2 separate regions of the Homo sapiens genome follow, and region 1 is linked to region 2. Evidence: read pairs that join two places in POLR2A ChIA-PET (ENCODE). Cell type or tissue: Caco-2. All regions are shown on one strand. Links, peaks and the distances in the headings refer to the core of each region. The heading gives the core; the rest is flanking DNA. Region 1 has its middle 21 kb from the start of RRP7A. Region 2 has its middle 13 kb from the start of TCF20.

Region 1 (4,378 bases), core at 175-4,174, 210 kb before region 2:
AACCAGGTGGGTGGGCAATGGGGCGCTCGCGCGAGGCCTCCCCGTCCCATCTAAGTCTAAGGCGACCTGGTGAGTCTAAGGCGACCTGGTGCGGCGTTCTCAGCCATCGCTCTCGTCTGGCGAATGCGCGGCCGTCACACCCTCACGCCTGCCTAGGTAGCAGGAGGGGAGTGTATCCTGCAGTTCCAGGCCCTGCTTCTAGGCTGTTCCGCCCCGCCCCGCCCCGCCCCAGTCAGGCCACACCTCCACGCCTCACGCCCCGCCTTCGCCCCGCCTTTCCACCGCCATCTCTGCGCCCTGGCAGGACCCATCCCGAGGGCCGCCGGCCCCACCCCTAGGCGGCCCCACCCCTAGGCCGCCCCGCCCCACCCCTAGGCCGCCCCGCCCCACCCCAGGCAAGCCCCGCAACTCCAGCAGTCCCCGCAACTCCAGCCGTCCCCGCCCCCATTCAGAAGGCCCCGCCTTCCCACCGCCCTGCCAGAGCCCCGGCGGGCCCTGTGCCCAGGGCCGCTGGCTCCACCCCAGGAAGGCCCCGGCTCCACCCCCGGAAGGCCTCCGCCCCACCTGCCAGGCCCCGCCCTCACCCGCCAGGCCCCGCCTTCCCACTACCCCATCCGCTCCCACTGGCTGGAACCTAGCAGGGTCCCGACCACTGGGCAGTCCTGTAATTATAGTCACGCGCGACCACGCCCGACTAATTTTGTATTTTTAGTAGAGACAGGGTTTCTCCATGTTGGTCAGGCTGGTCTCGAACTCTCAACATCCGGTGGTGAGCCCGCCTCGGCCTCCCAAAATGCTGGGATTACAGGTGTGAGCCACCCAACCCGGCCTGGTCAAACTAACTTTTAAGTATAAAAATAGCAGATTGTCAGGCCGGACGCAGTGGCTCACGCCTGTAATTCCAACACTTTGGAAGGCCAAAGCAGGCAGATCACTTGAGGTCAGGAGTTCAAGACCAGCCTGGTCAAAATGGCTAAACTGCGTCTCTACTGAAAATAGAAAAACAGCTGGGCGTGGTGGTGCACGCTTGCAATTTCAGCTACTCAGGAGGCTGAGGCAGGAGAATCGCTCGAACTTGGGGGATGGAGGTTGCAGTGGGCCCAGATCGCGGCAGTGCACTCCAGCCTGGGTGACAGAGTGAGTTAAAAAGAAAAAAAAAATAGCAGATTCTCACCAATGTGCAGGAACCCAGAGAATATTGTTCCCAAAGCCTTTCCTGAGGAATTACTAGAAAATAAGCTTCAGACAACCAACGAGACTAAAAAGACATTGACATTAGCCTGGTGTGAACATTAAAGATATATTTACATGGAGAACCAAGAGAAGATGAGGAGTAAAAAGGAGAGGATGGAGTGTAATGGTTACATTCGCCAACAACATAGACAAAGTACAGCTATAAATAGGGGGAGAAAATGGTGTGGGCATATCTTTAAAGTGTGTGTGTGTGTGTGTGTGTGTGTGTGTGTGTGTGTTTTGTTTTTTGTTTTTTGGCCAGGGACGGTGGCTCAGGCTTGTAGTCTCAGCACTTTGGGAGGCCAAGGCAGGTGGGTGGCTTGAGGTCAGGAGTTCGAGACCAGCCTGGCCGATGTGGCGCAACTTCATTGTAGGGAGACCCCCTGAAACTATTGCTATGGAATAAAAGATGAAATGCTCCTGATTATTGTAAATACAAAATTGCATGCAGGATTGTGTAAAGACAATGCCAGGTTGGACTGCCAGAATGAGCCAATAGCACGTGATGTGCTTCCCCCTGCAGAGAGCCTATGAATGGACTTGCAGTCAGGGAAGTTTCACATCACCAAGATTCGTATCCCAGCAAAGCAGATGTTCATAGCTCTGGGAATGGAATGCGACCCTTGTGGAGAGCCTATAAATGGACGCATAGGGGGTGCCTGTCCATATGGATAAGATAGGGCTATAAACGCCCTCATCTTGCCGTGGCTCTTCTAGGCCTCTTTAGGGTTAAGGCATACTCCCTTCTGAGAATTTCTGGTCTAACCGGTTGTCTAGCTTCCTGTTTCCATGGATTGTTTGTAACCAGCTTTTGTTGCAGTTTTTACTACTGATTAAAATCTTGCTAATCATAGGTTATGGAAAGACTGTGTTTCTGTTTTAAGGCTCTGTTAGAAATTACTGACGCACACACTATGTTGTAAATTCTTATCTCTGTATACTATACTTCTACATACAAATGTACTGTACTTCTACATACAAATGTTATGTTAAAGAATTGCTTCATCCCCATGTGACCATCTCACCTCATAATCAAATGACCCTAAATCCCTCACTAACCTACCCCCGACCTCACTAAACTTAATAATAAATGCTGGTATATCCCGTGCATTGTTGGCACTGAGGGACCAGAAGGCAGTGACCCCCCTGGACCCAGCTTTCACTATCTTGTGTGTGTCTATTATTTCTCAACCTGCCAATCCGCTTGGGAACAAAGAGAGAGCCCCGTTGCATTGCAGGCTGCTGGCCAGATCCTGCAATACTTCATCTCTACTAAAATACAAAAATTAGCCAGGTGTGGTGGTGGGCGCCTGTAATCCCAGTTACTTGGGAGGCTGGGGCAGGAGAATCACTTGAACCCAGGAGGTAGAGGTTGCAGTGAGCTGAGATCACACCATTGCACTCCAGCCTGGGTGACAGAGCAAGACTCCGTCTCAAAGAAAAAAAAAAGTAATAATAATACTAAAGTAAAATAAAATGTTTTGGAACTGTTTTTAGTGATCATATGGACTGGTAATGTTATATTTTTATTCTAAGAATGTTTTCGAACATGGGACAAAGCAATTAGTAATTATGTGATATTCAAATTCTATCATCCCCAGTGGCCAGAGAACTGAATTCTTGGTGTAGGGAAAAGGAGTTACAGATGTGAAATAGAAGAGAATGAGTAACATCTTGTCTCCTGAATTTGAATCAGAAGTATCAGTATGTTTCATGAGGCATCTTATCTTAAAAAAAATACACAAATTCACATATACATATACACACACACACAAACACCTTGTAGCTGTGTACTTAGAAAGAGTCTTAACAAAAACATAAAAAGCTTAATCTGATTAACACTCTAGATGCAATGATCAATTTACAGGAGGAAAAAATGAAACCTGTTAACCTATACCACAGGAATGTAACCAGCAAAATCCAGACTATGGGAAGCGATACAAATTAACCATCCCAAATTTTTCAATAAAAAATTGAGAGAGAATAAAGAGATGCAGGGGGAATCTATAGATTGAAAGAGACTCTTAAAAGCAGGCAGTACTAACTATAATATTTAGGGAGACTATATTAATTTTCTATGCTGTGCAACAAGTTACTACAAATTTAGCAGATTTTTTTCTTTTTTTTTGAGATGGAGCCTCATACTGTTGCCAGGCAGTGGTGCAATCCTGGCTCACTGCAAACTCTGCCTCCTGGGTTCAAGCGATTCTCCTGCCTCAGCCTCCCGAGTAGCTTGGAATGACAGGCATGCGCCACCACGTCCAGCTAATTTTGTATATTTAGTAGAGACGAGGTTTCACCATGTTAGCCAGGCTGATCTCGAACTCCCGACCTTAGGTGATCAGCCCGCCTTGGTCTCCTAAAGTGCTGGGATTGCAGGCGCAAGCCACTGCGCCCGGCCCTTTTTTTTTTTTTTTTTTTTTTTTAAGACAGAGTTTCACTCTTGTTGCCCAGGCTAGAGTGCAGTGGCAGGATCTCGGCCCACTGCAACCTCCGCCTTCTGGTTTTCACGCGATTCTTCTGCCTCAGCCTCCCGGGTAGCTGGGATTACAGGTGCCCACCACCACGCCCGGCTAATTTTTTTGTATTTTTTAGTAGAGACGGGGCTTCATCATGTTGGCCAGGCTGGTCTTGAACTCCTGACCTCGTGAGCCGCCTGCCTCGGCCTCCAAAGTGCTGGGATTACAGGCATGAGCCACTGTGCCCAGCTGTTTTTTTTTTCTCTTTCTTTCTTTCTTTCCTTCCTTCCTTCCTTCCTTCTTTCCTTCTTTCCTTCTTTCTTTCTTTCTTTCTTAAGAGACAAGATCACCCAGGCTAGGGTGCCGTGGAGCAGTCATGGCTCACTGCAGCCTTGAACTCCTGGGCTCAAGCCATCCTCTTGCCTCAGCCTCCTGAGTAGCTGGGACTACAGGCACACACCATTACACCAAATTCAGTAGCTTCAAATAACACACATTGTTAGCTCACAATTGGGTAGGACTGTAATGGATTGAATTGTGACTTGTTCTCCCCACTAAATTCACATGTTGAAGTTCCAACTCCTACTACCTCAGAATGTCATCTTATCTGGGGATAGGTTCTTCTCAGAGGTGAACAAGTTAAAATTAAGACATCAGGCTGGGCCATATTCCAATATGACAGGTGT
Region 2 (4,378 bases), core at 207-4,206:
GAGAGAGAACAGCATGTGCAAAGGCCCAGAGGCAAGAGAGAGCATGGTTTGTTTAAAGAACTGGGTGCGGTGGCTCACACCTTTAATCCTAGCACTTTGGATGGCTGAGGTGGGAGGATCACTTGAGCCCATGAGTTCGAGACCAGCTTAGGCAACATAGTGAGACCCTATCCCTACAAAAAAAATAAAATAATAATAAAATAAAATAAAAATAAAAACCAAAGAGCACAGAATGAAGGCGTTTGTTCTAGGTTTCTTCACTGGCATTTCCAGTTGCAGTCTTTGAGTAGTAGTTTATCTAGAAGGGCTGCGGAATGCCTCCTGTGGATTCTGTACCATGTTAGGTCCTAAATGCAGACGCAGCCCTTGGTAGGGGCAGGGACTGGTGCGCTGCTCGGAGGGGGTCCCAAGGACCGAGGCGGGAATACTAGCTCCAGGATTAGGGAAGGGCCAGGAGGAATGGAAGTACTTTATAGTCGGTGGGAGCTGCCTTGTGTCCTTGCCTGTAACCCTGACATCCTAGATATGGGAAGGATGAAATGAGATAACCAGGACCTGGCGCTTAGTAGGCCCTCACCAGGTGCCAGGCACAGAAGCTCAGTGGCAGGCGTGTGCCAAGTTTGGGGCAGCCAGTGGTCAGCAGCCCAGCTGCCCCGTGGCACCAGGGAAGAGGGGAAGGGCCCTGCCGTGGAGTAGGCAGAGCAGGGCCTGGAGGGGCCCTGGGCCAGGGGCCTCAGGCTGAAGCGAGCATGGCCGAGTGAAGTGCATGGCCTCTCACTGGAGGGCAGAGGCTGGAACACTGGACAGGGAAGTCCCCACCAGGCCAAGGATGGCTTGAACAGCTACGGAGTAGGCGGCTCAGGTCAAGGATCTGGCCACGGCCCAGAGTCCAGGCACTGGACACTTGGGTCTCTGTTGTGTCCCAATGCTTCCTGGGCCTTGGTTTCCCCATCTTGACACGGGGCGTTGGTGCTTACCTCTCAGGCATTGCCATGGGGTAGGAAGGGGGTGTGAAGCGCCTGTGCTGGGCTTGCAGGTAGTAGGTGCTCAGCCCCTCGGAACGGACGCTGCTGTTGTACACAGAGAAACAGAGCCAGGACCCCAGGCCAGGCCTCCTCTTGCTGTGGCCTCCCTGAGATGGGACTTGGGACAAAAGGTGGTCGGGACTGCCATGCCCTGCCCTTTCCAAGCCCACCTTTGTAGGGGGCAGCCAGGGCTCACTCCAGTGGCCCATGAAGGCTTTAGCCCTGGAGCTGCCCAGCTAGCCCTTCAGGCTCTGGGCCACTTTGCTGGCCTCACATCCCAGCTCACCTTCCTGCTCTGCAGCCTCAGAGATGCCCTTCCCTTTCTGAGCCTTGCCAGGTAAAATGCAGCCCTCTCTGGTCCTCGTGACGACCACCTAAGGTGCTGGGTGCAAATCCCCAGCACACAGTAGGTGCTCTATGAACGGTCACACTTGCCTTTACCCCACAGTCTCCAAGCACAGCAGTGAGCTGCGATTCTCACCTGTGGTGGGCGTTGGCCCCTTTTAAGCCATTTACTCTGGGGCCAATTATAAATAGACACATAATCGCCCCTATCTATAGAGATAAGACATACTCTTCAGATGAGCCCGCCCCTCCCCTGCCCCCCTCCACGCTGGCACGCGCTCTCCGCAGTTGAAGGCGAGGGGGGATCGGGTGCTCCCCTCCCTCCTCCATCCATCCATCCCTCCTCCCCGCTGCTCCTCCATCTCCACCCTGCAGAGGTGAGATCGGCAGGGGCCGTGATGTCAGAGGCTCAGCTGATGTCACCGCCCCGGCCCTGTGACTTCACTTGCCGGCTTGGGCAGGAGGAGCCGCGAGGAGGCTGAGAGCCGAGAAACTGCCCCCCTTTCCTTTTCCTTCTCCTTTTTTCCCTTTCCCCTCCTCCCCCGCCTCGGCTCAGGAGTTGTTTTCCTCCCCCGTGGTCGCCGGGCTGGCAAGGGGTCTGGGGCAAGGGCCAGGGAAGGATGCGGCTGCAAAGGTAACGGTGTGCGCGGTGCCTCTCCCGCGGTCGTGAAAGTTTGCTCTGGCGTGCGAGGCGTGCCCGCCGGGTGCTCCGCCGCGCCGCGCTGCCCTGGCCCGAGGCTCCCCGGGGGCGGGCAGGGGCCGCGCCGGGCCAGGGCAGGGCTGGGCAGGGGCCTCCCGGGCGGCCTTTACTGCCTTGTCCCCATCAAAGGCCGCAGCTGCTCGAGTGGCGGCTGTAGCTTTGAAACTGCCATAAAGAGCGATGGAGGGCGGGGAGGCGGGGGATGTTCAGAGCAGTGCCCAGGAGGGTGGCCGGGAGAGGAGGGGCCCGAGGGGGCTGCTCGGGGAGCGCGGCAGCAGCAGGGGCGTGAAGGGCAGGGCCCCGGGTCACAGTCCCAGGGGCCGAGTGCCCGCCCCCGTCCCCTCCGGTCCAGATCCAGCCGCGCCCCCGTCCCCTCCGGTCCAGATCCAGCCGCCGTGCGCAGCCAGCCCGGGTGTGAGGGTGCAGAGCGGCGGGGGGTTGGGGCTGGCTGCTCCCTCTCCCCCCCTCCACTATTTCCAGGCATGTTCTTCCACCTCCAGCAGGCCATTTGTCAGTGGTGATGCGGGACAAAGGAGGGGCAGTGGGTGGTCTGCTGCGAGTTGGGCGATGGGCACGGAGCGAGGGCCGAGAGAAACGCCAACAATGAAGAGGCAGATCGAGGGCTTTGCTCATTCAGGCTGTCGAGGGAGCCGTCATTTTGTGTTAGCGTGTGTGTGTCTGAGGTGGGAGGAGGAAGAGAGCGGAGAATGACAGGAGAAGGATTATGACATTGTGTTGTCTCTGTTTGTGGTAAATGCAAATTTGGCACCAGTGGTTTCCCGGGAAAAGGAGCAGCAAGTAACCCAGGCCGAGGCCCTGGCCCAGACCCACGGAGGGAGCCCGTGCTGGGCGGCGTGGGGCTTTATTTGGCCCTCCCTTTTTTTCTATCTGGCGTGTGCTTCTTGCATTTATTTTACAGTGAAGAGCTGGAGACAGACAGGCCGGCGAGGCAGGAGGAGCCGGCCCCCTCCTCCCAGGCATGGCAGCCCCTCCTCAGCTCACCCCGGAGGAGGCCTGGGCAGCTCTCCCAACCCCCAGGCGCTGTCCCAGCTCTCCGGCCTCCCTCCCAGGTCTCTGCCCCCAGCCAGGGTCACCGTTCCATCATTCTCTTAGCCTGGGCAGCCTGAGGTCTCTGAAGGCTACTTCTGCCCGCAGCTGCTTCCCAAGCGTGACCAGAGACCGAGAACCTGGGACCGAGGCTGGGATGGGGCTTTGCAGAACGAAGGCCAGGGCTGGGCGCTCCCCCGGCTACAGTGCTGGCCTGGCTGGCCTGGAGGTTGGCAAACAGCTCTGCAGCCAGGGGCTGTTAGCACAGCCTCCTGGACCTTGACTCCTCTGACGGGCCCATGAGGGCAAGGGAGCTTGAGCCTGCCCTGGGCCAGGAAGCGGCCATGGTACAAGTCTCTGGGCTGCCACAGGGCTCAGGCAGGTGCAGTGACATGGGCGCAGGTGGTCAGTGTGTTTACAGCAGGCCTCCAGAGAGGGCATGGTGGAGTGAGTTTTACCAGGGCCAGGCCGTAGCTCAGGCCCTAGCAGAGACTGTGAGTTCTAAGCTGAGAAGCCAGGGCAGGAACCATCTACAGGCAGAAGGTCAGGGGAAGGCTGTGGCTCTCCTTCCAGTCTCCCTTCCCCTGGAGCTGGTCCCTAACCTGACGTCACCACCTCCTCTTTTCTGGTCAAGTCTTCTGGTCTCAATTCACTTCCTCCAGGAAGCCTTCCCTGTCCTTCTCTCAGGTGGACTTGGGTCCTGTGCCTGGCCCACCTTCTTTGCCCTCTCACAGTCCTGACCACACAGACGTGGGTCTGTCTCCCTGTTAGGCCTTTGGGTGCAGAGCCTGGGTGACCATCCTTGGTTACAGGGACACTTAAGGCCTCCCCTCTGCACTCCTGGCACCTGCCCAGAGCTGGGCATAGAGGAGCCCTGTTCCTAGAGCTCAGAGGAACACACCCAGACTCAGACCCCCCAGGAAGTGGGACCACCAGGATGGAACAGCTGCCCTCTCCCCATGTCCTAGACGGTGTGATGGGCTCACTTCCTTTGGGCAAACTCACCCCAAGGGGTTTTTTCCCCACAGAAATCTTTTCCCTGAGTACCCCTGTGAGGTCTGACAGGGAAATCAAGAGAGGCTTCACAGAGGAGGTGGCATTTGAAGGCCTTGAAGAGTGAGTAGGAGTTTGCCGTGCTAAGGCAGGAGAGGGTGTACCATCAGAGGGAAGTGCAAGAACAGCGCATCCAAGGTGTAAGAGGCGGGTTGCACTCTGTGGCTGAAGCCGTTGGAAGGGAAGAGTGGGGAGAGGCGGCGACAGT

Evidence for each region. Peaks named below come from ENCODE experiments on the same cell type or tissue, not always from the same donor. Only the 100,000 strongest peaks of a DNase experiment are listed, where the experiment ranks them.
Region 1: POLR2A ChIA-PET joins it to region 2 with 5 read pairs; 2 of 35 experiments call an interaction of 5 or more read pairs at or near these places.

Annotation. Positions count from the first base shown.
Region 1 is chr22:42,496,400-42,500,777 of GRCh38, reverse strand. It overlaps the pseudogene SERHL. Among named protein-coding and RNA genes, the nearest start is that of RRP7A, 21 kb to the left of the region's middle. RefSeq lists silencers at 352-401, 422-791, 1,701-1,995 and enhancers at 992-1,493, 1,579-2,099. In Caco-2, for the core only: no CTCF peak of the experiment used is centred there; DNase peaks (open chromatin) are centred at 541 and 1,907.
Region 2 is chr22:42,281,453-42,285,830 of GRCh38, reverse strand. It overlaps a transcript of TCF20 not described here. Among named protein-coding and RNA genes, the nearest start is that of TCF20, 13 kb to the right of the region's middle. RefSeq lists enhancers at 1,913-2,762, 2,763-3,613. In Caco-2, for the core only: no CTCF peak of the experiment used is centred there; DNase peaks (open chromatin) are centred at 1,670, 2,250, 2,656 and 3,424; H3K4me3 peaks cover 1,330 bases.